Linked DNA regions of Homo sapiens: region 1 is linked to region 2. A link is a contact called in ENCODE Hi-C or POLR2A ChIA-PET data. All regions are on one chromosome and are shown on one strand. The core of a region is the stretch at or near the end of the contact, and the rest is flanking DNA. Distances in the headings are between cores, read along the strand shown. Region 1 holds the start of LOC124900728 (a long non-coding RNA gene). Region 2 has its middle 180 kb from the start of WDFY3.

Region 1 (5,338 bases), core at 2,767-5,266, 580 kb after region 2:
ATGTTTTGGGTATTTGTTTTCACAGGGTACTATTTTTCTGCCTGGAAATAAAGTTTCTGAGCATCCCTGCAATGAAGAGAACCCAGGGAAGTTCCTTTTTGAAGTAGTTCCAGGTAAGATATTTTCCTAGTCTGATTAAATTATTGTCATCCTGTGTTGGTAAAGGTGAAGATGGGTCAGACAGGTTTCATTCTTTTTTGAATCATGACTGAGAACCTTAATTTGAGGCTTGGTTAGTGTTGACGCAGATAATGACTGCAGGTTTATATACTAGTACAAATGAATGCACTCACACACACATACTCTGACCACATAACTACTGGATTTTCATTTGTCCATGAGACTCCATAGTTGACCACAAGTCATGATACAGTATTTGTTCAGGACTATTGGAGATGAATTTGATTTTACAGCGCTCTTGTGATGTGAAATTTGACAAGGGGTTATAGGTTGAATGCTTTGCCCAGTGGAATCACTGACATATTTCCTCACAAAATTGTATCTTCAAGGAGGTTTTGCAAAAAACAAAAAAAAAAACAAAAAACAAACAAACAAAAAAAAACAACTCTTACTACTTAATACTTGTAATACTGACCAAGTATTACAGTTCTGTACCTCAGCTTTGCTCCCAACCAACCACTTCCACATGTTTTGCTGGTAGAGCTGAGGACAGCTCTGCCAAGACATCAAATCCCTCAGTTAAACTTTTGAAACATCCTTTCGTTTTTCCTAGTCATCTGTATTCATTCCTCTTAGTGAACCTGATCTCCACTAAAGTCTTTGACTAACCCAGCAACAATTCCTCCAAGGCCATGTTGTCTACCTCTTTGATCAATTCTTCAACTTTTCCTTATCCCTCAATGTAAGAAAAAGGGAGGTAGGAATCTGGCTCCGGTTGACCGTTTGTGTAATATTGATATTGATTTGATCACAGTCTAGGGTGGATGTGAATTTATTTGGGTAAGTAATGTGGAGTTCTTATCAATAATGCAGTCAATAAAATGTATTTTTCCTATATTTATATTAAATGCTGGGAATCTAAAATGGAAAAGCATATTTTCCCCTCGATGAAAACAGCTGTGGCACTAAGTTCATCTGGCTCATGATGGAATCCATGACTAAATGTGAATTAATGCAGCTGAAGTGCAGAAAGGTTAGTCAGATGCAATGTGTTATTTGTTTCCCTCCAGGGAGAACATATTTTAAGAAACCTGAATCTTATTTGCCTTATTAAAATCCTTTTATTCTTACTTCTTAGTGGAATACCCTGTATAGAACCAGATTCCAGATGTTACAAAGTCTTTGAAGTATCAGTAGAGGAAATGTCTTTTCCGATTTATTCTCAGACAATAGCGCATGTTGGCTTTTAAATCAGCGTGGTATTGAACTGATGGTTGACTCTTTATCTCCAATAATGCTAGAGGTCTACTTTTCCATTCAGTCTGCTAGCTGCAAGGAGGTTTCATCTTTTGGTGAAGAAGTTCTCAAGTAATATAGACGGATATTTTCAATACTGTTTTAGAGAGAGCCATGTCTTCAAGACCAGGAAGTAACAGATAAAACCTCTTCTCCAACATTGCTATTCTAAATCATCTGTTTCACATGCAGTGCGTATGACATAATGGCTTTTGATGAACAAAGCCTAAGAAGTTTAAGACTGTGTAATATGGAATATGAAGGTTGTCCTTTCAAACAAATTTATAGGAAATTCAAGCTTGCTTCTGTAATTATGGACTTAAATATAGTATGTGAGTAGATCATTTGAAAAGATGCTTCCTGAATTATTAATACAGTATGTAATAGCTGCTAAATTAGGTTTTATAATTCTAAATCATCTTACGGAGTGTGAAGAGAAGTGTTCCAAATGTATCTTTGAAGACAGAGCTGGAAAGACAAAGCACTACATTGAGAATCCAGTGTCTGTGTCATTCATCCTGGTCACTGGGGCTTTACTGGTGTGCCCTTGACATCAGGATGGCATTTCTAGGCAAATGCTTTTGTACTTCTGTGATAATGTGGGATCTGTATCAGGTTATTTTCATCAATATTTGCATTATTGGGGTTATTTAGGGATAACATAACAATTACTTTATCTTTGCAAATGGGAATGACAAGATAATATTTTTCAATTTTTTCAATGGTGTAATTGTTTAACATGATAATTTGGGATGTTACAACAGAGTGTTTTTATTTGTCAGAATGCATAGGAGGCAGCAAGGATTGCAGAAATGTGGTTGGTAATGTGTATAGAACCCTCGGCAGGCCGTGGGCCTACCTGGCAGCAGATCCTCATAAAGCATATTTATTCTAGATTGGCTTTCTCTATAAAATTCTTTCAATTGCCACTTCTGAAAATCTATCATAAAGATGATGCTTACAAACCCAACAAGTGTCTATCTTTACGGATAGCTAACTCAAGCCTAACTCTCCAGAGTTTATGAGTGAGTAGGAGAGGATTACATATTTTAATTTCATCTGCCCATAATGATTTCCAACAAAACTAACAAAAGCCTCTAGCAAGCTCTTTGCCATATATTTTAGCACTATATGCATACGTACACATTTGTGTGTGTGTTACGAATACAGTTTATCCATATGTGCACTGTATGTCCTTATAATTTTTCCATGTGTGTATATATATATATATATATATATATATATATATATATAGGAATTTTTATTTTGTTTTATTTTTGCTTTTGCTTTATGCTGAAATATCCCATGAAACCAAGGAAAATCATATTAAAAAAACAAGAATTTTCAATAAAATTGAGCGTCTCAGGTCTTTGTGTATTACTTATTTATATTTGTTTACAAATTATATTTGTATGCATATTTTAGGCTTTTGTAAAAACCTATCTGAAAATAAATCTACCATGTTTTAGGGTTGATTTCCTATAGATTCATTATCCTATGAAATGAATTATCTCTCTGAATAATGCCATGAGTTATAGATTTTTCGCTCCAAATTTTTCCTATTTCTCTACTTGTTATTCAAAGGGATATCAGCCAAATTGGCAAATTTGAAGTCTTCTCTTTCAGACATGCCAAATTTTAGACTGAAGTGAACTATTATGGCCAAAGTCCAAGCTTTTGGGAAATGTGGTTGAGAAAGAAAGATTGGCAAATCTTTAATGAACAGTTCTTGAAGAAAGAACATGCAGTTGGTTTCTGCTTCTCTAAATGTGTTCTAGTTGAATTTTCCTTGAAATGTTTTAAAAAAATAAAGAGTAGTTATTGGAATAATGATGCCTTAGCTTTCTTAGGAAAGAAGTTTCTCAGAGAAAAAAATAAAATGACAAAGAAACAGACAAGAAATAGGCAAAACAAGACAAAGGAGGACTATATGTATCTCCATATATTTAGAAACCACATCTTTCTTGCTTTTTACTGTATACCTAACACCTGGAAATAGCACAGTATAACATATGGTGCTAAACAAATATTTCTTGAAGTGCATATATTTACCAGGCTTATGGAAGAATCTCAGTCATATGAAACTGCCCCCACTCTGCTATGTTGAACTATTTCCTGTTGCATAGGACCTTTTCTCCCCTGTTCCCGCAAAGACCTCTTTGTCACTCTAGTGGCAAAAGTGAAGAGAAACTCCTTACATGTTTCCTTTCCTACTTTTCTGCCTTCCTTTCTGATGATGAGACCAAGAGACGGATGGAAGAAGGTAGAGATCTTCCTACACAGATGATACTGCTGGGGCATAGCCCCTTCACACTGACTGGTCGTTACAGACTTTCCTCTCTAAAGGCTGAATCTTTCACAGATGCATTTGTGGATTTTTCAGGGTCTCTGGAATTAGAAATCCACTTCACATGCTAGTATTCTCCCAGCATTGGGATAGTCCTGTTGGATGGGATACAGCGAAAGGCCTCAAAGGCCAGCTGCTTGCTTTGTGTTTATTCAGCAACTAGGAAACTCATGTACCCTGGCCTGCAACGTAAGGGAAATGCAGGCTGTTCCACTGTTGCTGCCTCCTTTGGCTTGTCACTTTCTCCAGGGGTTATCAGCTTCAGTGCCCAGCAAGGTCAGTGGCTTGCCAAGCTTCAGAGGCCATCATGAGTCCCTGACTTAGAGAAGGAGTGAGTCACTGTTCTAACACACATCAAAATTTACCAGCAATACTCTTGTTCTGATAGTTGGGAGAATTCCTAGTCCTCCCCCTCAAAAACCAGTGCTGATTTTGAAAACTGCTTCCTCCAAGTAGCACTTCCTCTTTTCTAGTTTCCCCCTCAAAACAGTCAGGGCCATTTGGGTTCTCAGAAGTGCAATGCTTTCTCTCAGTAAACCTGGCAGAGAAGTGGCTAGGTGCAATTTCCATCGGTCTTTTCAGCTTAGAATGTGGAGTTTTAGCCTCTTTTGGGGGGTGGGGGGTGGACCTTAGCTGCAGTTCCTGGATAATGGGGATAAAACGTTTTATTTACATCTATCTATAATCTTAGATTGGATTCCAGGAAACACGCTGATGGAGAATGACATTAGATTGTCATGGGAAAGGTTCTCCGAAGATATTTTTTCTGCAAGAAAGTGAGGAAAGCAGGATGCGACAGGAACACCTGCCCTGCAACGCTGTAGCAACTGAAGTCTTAGCTGATCCAGTGGGGTCCCCTGAGGCGGTGATCCCTCTCAAGTTTGCTTCAAACTGAGGGGCTGGGGCTTTGTTTCCTCTTGCTAACTAGTCATTGATTGGGAGCAGGAAGACAGATAAACTTGGGTGAAGCTGTTCCTGCTGCGTTGTAGAACAATTCCCATGAGAATCTCTTTGTGCCTTCAGCAACCAATATACCAGTCTTTGGGATCTAGAGAGAGTACTACAGTATCCGTTATAATGTCTGTAGCCTTATCAGTATCTAGACATCTGTATTCCAGGCAATGTTCCAGGCTGTTTGCACGTATCGCTTTATTTAATCCTTACTACAACTCTATGAGGCAAGCAATGTCATTATCTTTATTCTGCAAACGACAGATCTGAGGCACAGAGAAGTAATTTGATCCAGGTTAAAAAGCTAACACTGGGCCAGGCGCTGTGGCTCACGCCTGTAATCCCAAAATTTTGGGAGGCCGAGGTAGGGGTATCACCTGAGGTGATCCTGAGGTTGGGGCTTGGATCCAAGGTGGGGGGATCCTGAGGTTGGGACTTGGAGACCAGCCTGACCAACATGGAGAAACCCCGTTTCAATAGAATATTAAAACACAAAATTAGCTGGGCGTGTTGGTGGGCGCCTATAATCCCAGCTACTCAGGAGGCTGAGGCAGGAGAATCCCTTGAACCCAGGAGGCGGAGGTTGTGGTGAGCAGAGATCTCACCATTGCACTCCAGCCTGGG
Region 2 (5,228 bases), core at 1,200-3,699:
AGAGTGAAGGTATGGTTGAACATACTCTTTTTCTAAATTATTTTTCCACTCTTCTGTAAGAGGATTATGCTTCCTGGCTCTGTTGATATCAGATTTGGTCAAATGACTTGCTAGGCCAATGAAATGTGAGTGGAGGTAACATGGACTACTTTCTGATAGAAGCTTTAAGAACCATCATGTAGTTCTCTCATTATTCTCCTTCCTCTGCCATGTGATAAAAATAAGGGCTGCTGCTTCAGTTTGGGTACCAGGATGAAGAAGACTTTCAGTGTGAATTAATGTGAATTGAGGCTGACAGGCATTAATGAGAAATAATAAATAAAAATAGACAGCTCAGATTTGGGGGTCATTTGTTATAGCAATGTATTAGTTGACTAATACAAAGGAACATGCTAGTTTCATAAGCAGTGGGGCTGTGTATGATGGCTCACACCTGTAATCCCAGCACTTTGGCAGGCCAAAGCAGGAGGATTGCTTGAGGCCAGTTCAAGATCAGCCTGGGCAATATAGTGAGATCCCATCACTAAAAAATTTTTAAACAATTAGCCAGGCAACATGTCTGTAGTCCCAGCTACTTGAGGGGCTGAGGTGGCAAGATTGCTAGAAAAAAGAGGCAACAGGATGGACTGTTGGCATAAGAAAGAGAAAAGAGCATGTATTTTGGAGTAAGGTAGATCTGGGTTTGATCAAGCTTTGAATTCCACTAGTTGTGAATACTTGGGCTAGTTATTAAACTATTTATACCTCACTTTTTTAATCTGTGAAATGAGGGATAAGCCTACAATAAACTTATTAAGTTTGCTGTGAAGATTAAATGAGATCATCGCATTAATGTAATTCTTATTGTTGTAACCAATAGTCAAATGCAAAACTATATAATAACTCAAAATTTATGGAAGTTTACTTCTTACCTAAACTACAAAACAGATGCTCTTAATTGTCAGGTACATTTATTCCAAACAGTGACTCAGAGACGAAGCTGCCTCTTTCCATCTTGTGGCTCTGCTGTCTGCAGTATGTGGCTTCCAAGGTTGCCTGTGGGATATATCCATTCCAGTCATCCAGAAGGGCAAAAGAACATGAAAGATCCTGAAAGGGAGGTTTGTCATGGGCGATGCATGGAAGTGGTACACATTGCTTTTGCTCACAGTACTGGATTCTGATTAGAATCCCGTTACATGGTCATACTTGAGTCAATGTTGGCTGTAAATGTAGTCTGGCTATGTGCTTAATAAGAAGAGGAAATGGTTGGTGAACAGTTAGCAGTCTCTGCCATAGTGATATATGTAAAGGGCATAGACTACTAACTAGCACCTGGCAGATACTTAATAAATATTCTTTTCTGTTTGTGTCTCTAAGTTCCTTCAAACCTTATGTAAATATCAAAAGTGTTTATTTGCTGGGATCAGACAAATGACATTTAAAATGGAATATATACATTTTGAAGCCATAAAAAATATATACTTTTTAGCTCAGGGGTCTTCCTTGGTATTCACACAGCACTTGCTTTGTGCAAAGGTCTTGGATCACTGGCAATCAAAACTAGAGTTCCTAGAGGCATTCAATGAATGTCTGTTGAATGCCTACCTGAACAAATATACCTCTCTCGATTTTAATAAAATACCATGACTGAGCCAGGGGGAACTAAACTGGCTTCCTAGAGACTATTGCCTTGCTGTCTAAGAATCGGTATTTAACTTTTACTTACTATGGGAAATGGTTGTATTTATAACCCAAACTTAAATTAAAATTTTAACTAAGTGTTAGCTAAAATTTTCCAGTTAATTTCATTGTTATTGAATTATTTCTTTGGATTTATACTTTGAGGCTGGATACATGTAAAAACTATTGATAATTTCTGCTTGTTGAAATCAGGCTTGTGAGAGTTCTTGCAAATTTATAAAGATATGTTTGAATCTTAGTTTTTCTTATTCTCTTAGGCAACTCATACTACACATATGGGCCTCGACTATTTAATCAATAAAACCAGATGAGGATAAAGACTAGGTTATATACTCATAGTGAATTTTAAATGGGGTAAAGAATGTAAAACAATGAATACATTTTCTGGCATGTAGTAAATACTCAGTAAATGGTAATTTTCTATTAATATTAATAGCAATAATGATAGTAATAGCACCATAATACTAATAATGGAAAAATAATAAACTATTATCAGGGAAGGGCATATTTTTCTCAGAGGCACACTGTAGATGTGCAATAGGATGATTAACCATCTTTGCCTCCCTAGAACAACACAGAACAAGGTTGGAATATGCTTCCCGTTATGCCAAGGGCAAGGTTTTGTTCTCACCTGAGTGTTTTGACACTGCATAATTTGATAGTAAACAAATTATGTCACGTTTGGCGTGTACTCCTTCATATTTTTGAAAAGCCACTAGAGGGTGCTACTTTGCTAGAAAAATACAAGTACTTCCTTACAGTAACATTTTCAGTCTGCAGCCGCGACGTCTGATGTTAGGGACTAGAACTGAGATCTCTGCTGTGAGTATCCGGATACAATTTATTCATTTTCTTTCGCTTATGTAGGAAGTAAATAGGAATAGCTTAGGTAAGCTACAAAAGTTGATTCAAATAAAATCCTAGTCTTTTATTTCAGTAAAGGTTCATACCCATTCTATTAGGAAAAAATTGTCAATATTTCTTACTAAACAAAATTGTGAGGGTAAATGACTTTCTTATGAGATATAAGCTGGCTTTAATACGTGTGCTGTGTTTTTGCTAGACTTCTGTTGTTTTAAGTTTGGTATAAGGATATTATTCTGTCTTTGGTAGTTTTTAATTATAAGGGTTAGTGAAAATGAAGATCATTTTGTATGATTTTGCTCTCTGAAAAATAATGTTTCAGTGAATCAAAGGTCACAAATATATTCAGGTGGCTGAGGTGCAGGTAAACTAAGCCTGTGACCTTCCTTTTTGTTACTCTGAGTGTAAAGTAAATGTTATGTTGGTGAGAGGTTGTGTTAAGCGTCAACCTCAATTATGAATAACGGCCTTTAGTCTATAGCTCATACTCAATGGCAAGTGCATCTTTGTGGAGGCAATTATCTAAGGATGAAACATAGTCAGCATGGGTCGAGTCAAAATATTTCTGCAAATTAACCATTGTCTTTTCAGCTGACCATGAGGTAATGAGATGAAAGAAGATTGTCAGTAGTTGAGTGAGAGGAATAAATATATGGGAGACATAAAGAATCCTAGTTGTGTAATAGATGTGAATTATACAAAACCTGGATGTTCTCATTTTTGATCCCTGATAGAAGAGTTAGCTTCCTGAGAGATTTTTGTCCTACTACGTATTACTTCAAAAATATAAGAGTTGGGGAAAAGGGTTTCTGATTTGTCTTCCCTTAGTGAAAGGAACACTAAAAAGTTTCAGACAAAATTATCTGAAAGAGTCTAGCTCCTCAAGTCTTTTGAGTTTCCTCTACCCTAGGTAACTAATCAAGTCTGGGTTGTACTTGATGATTAAACAAGAATTTGGTCACTGGGGTGGTGCATGGGGTGTGTGTGTGTGGTGTGTGTATTTCACACACTCACATATGTCTAATTACAACTTTAAGAAGTCATGTCAGAGAGTATCTTTTTATTCTCTGTCTTACCCTACTTTAATTTTCGGTGTTAATTCAGCGTTTATAGCTTGTTTGTATGATTATCTTTAGGAGCAGTTTTGTAAGTTAGGTAGTTATTGGTGGTGGGAGAAGGGGAGGAGTCAGTATATTCCGATTTTTTTCACTGTTGTTATGTTTTTCAACTCCATACTTTAAATCTTGTACAGATAATTTGAGACTGGCAACATTTAAGTGGCTCTAAAACACACAAAAAATTTCCATCTATCTTTTTTCATTAATGTAGATCATGTCTTTCTGTTTATTTAACTCCACTTTGGGATATAAATGAAATCAAACGGGGTTATATCCTTGTCCATGCTGGGGAGTACTTTCCTAGCACAGGACAGTTGGCTAAATAGTCCATACAGTAGATTAGAAGGGGAACTGTCAAACCTGGACTGAATTTTTACTGAGAAAATACCTCTATTTTAATTTGCCAGCTGTATAAAACATAGATTACAGAAAATAATATTGAATTGGAAGGTGGGGGGCAGTTAGCATTCTGGTTCTGATCTGTTCCTAAGTTGTTGGCTAATGACTTTATCTTGGGTAAACCATAGATATGGTTTATCCAAGCTTCAGTTTTTTATTTGTTTTTATCTTATAGGAAAGAATAGTGTCTCTTTTGTTCATATCAGAGGATTGTTGAGTGACATACAAAAAAAATGCCCTAAATTATAAAGACCAACAAAACTGTTGCCATGGTCTGTCAATGTGGTCATGAAAATGGACTTTATAAGATTCATTAAATACTATTGGGGAAATACCCTGCACCAGCGCTCTGACTTCTAATTCTACACATTGCTCCCTTCAAATGACCATACTGCATGTTTCAGCCTGACAAGAGATGCTGAATGTGTGATGATGGGGGAGAAAGGAAGAGGTAGCTCATCTTCCAATGTTGTGTACAGATTGTCACTGCCAACACCCTACAGCTGTGCTTTTGCTTTTGATTTCTTCATGCCTTTTATATGACTCAATTCCTGCTTTAAGGCACATTGTATTCTTGGCTTCTTAAGCTCAGATGCTCAAATAATTCCATGGGGTCCACTATATAAACTTAAAACCACAGTGGATGTGAAATTGGAAATACTAAACTTGGAACTGTTCTTTTTTGCTCATATTTTCTCATTTGATAAATTGAGGGAAGCAATGTTTTTCAGTAGCTCCCTTTGGTATAGCTCCATGGCTCTCAAACCTTGGATCTAGGCTTTTATTACCTCGCTGGACTAAGTATTGTTAGGAAGTCCTCTTCTTTTGCCTTGTACACCCTTAAACAAGCCCAATAAACGACAGCCTTGGTTTCCCTGTCTAAGCTGATCTCTCTCTCTCTCTCTCTCACACACACACACACACACACACACTCCAACATTATCTGTATGTATGAGGCAAGATAGATGGAGATTAGAGAGATCAACATATCCCTTTATTCCTTATGATTGATAAAAAACTAATATTGGAGAATGTGCCTTATGGATGTGGCAATAATGGGCATCCTAATAACAAACTGCAGGCCCAGCCAGAGTAAACTTGGAATCTCCTGGGTGACAGTCTGCCTCCGCTATAGCTAAAGGCTAGGTGGAACATGTATACACT

The links. A loop is a pair of places that touch in the nucleus more often than their neighbours do. ChIA-PET counts read pairs that join two places held with the same protein, here RNA polymerase II (POLR2A). Pooled maps may share reads with other maps.
Region 1: a pooled map shows a loop between it and region 2 (2.8-fold over the local background). The contact joins two enhancer-like sites. A Hi-C loop is called at or near these places in 1 of 50 pooled maps. POLR2A ChIA-PET finds 5 or more read pairs at or near these places in 2 of 52 experiments (activated CD4-positive, alpha-beta T cell and common myeloid progenitor, CD34-positive).

Annotation. Positions count from the first base shown.
Region 1 is chr4:85,721,860-85,727,197 of GRCh38, forward strand. ARHGAP24 (Rho GTPase activating protein 24) reads left to right here. Exons shown (of 10, transcript NM_001025616.3): 3 at 26-113. It overlaps LOC124900728 (a long non-coding RNA gene), which reads left to right and starts at 131. Exons shown (of 2, transcript XR_007058169.1): 1 at 131-1,153; 2 at 1,259-2,785. MIR4451 (microRNA 4451) reads left to right here and starts at 609; the gene lies at 609-674. Within about 2 kb of position 4,017, at least 17 of the 41 ENCODE cell types and tissues checked have a DNase peak (open chromatin) inside an H3K27ac peak, as active enhancers do.
Region 2 is chr4:85,145,267-85,150,494 of GRCh38, forward strand. No RefSeq gene overlaps it. Among named protein-coding and RNA genes, the nearest start is that of WDFY3, 180 kb to the left of the region's middle. Within about 2 kb of position 2,450, at least 2 of the 41 ENCODE cell types and tissues checked have a DNase peak (open chromatin) inside an H3K27ac peak, as active enhancers do.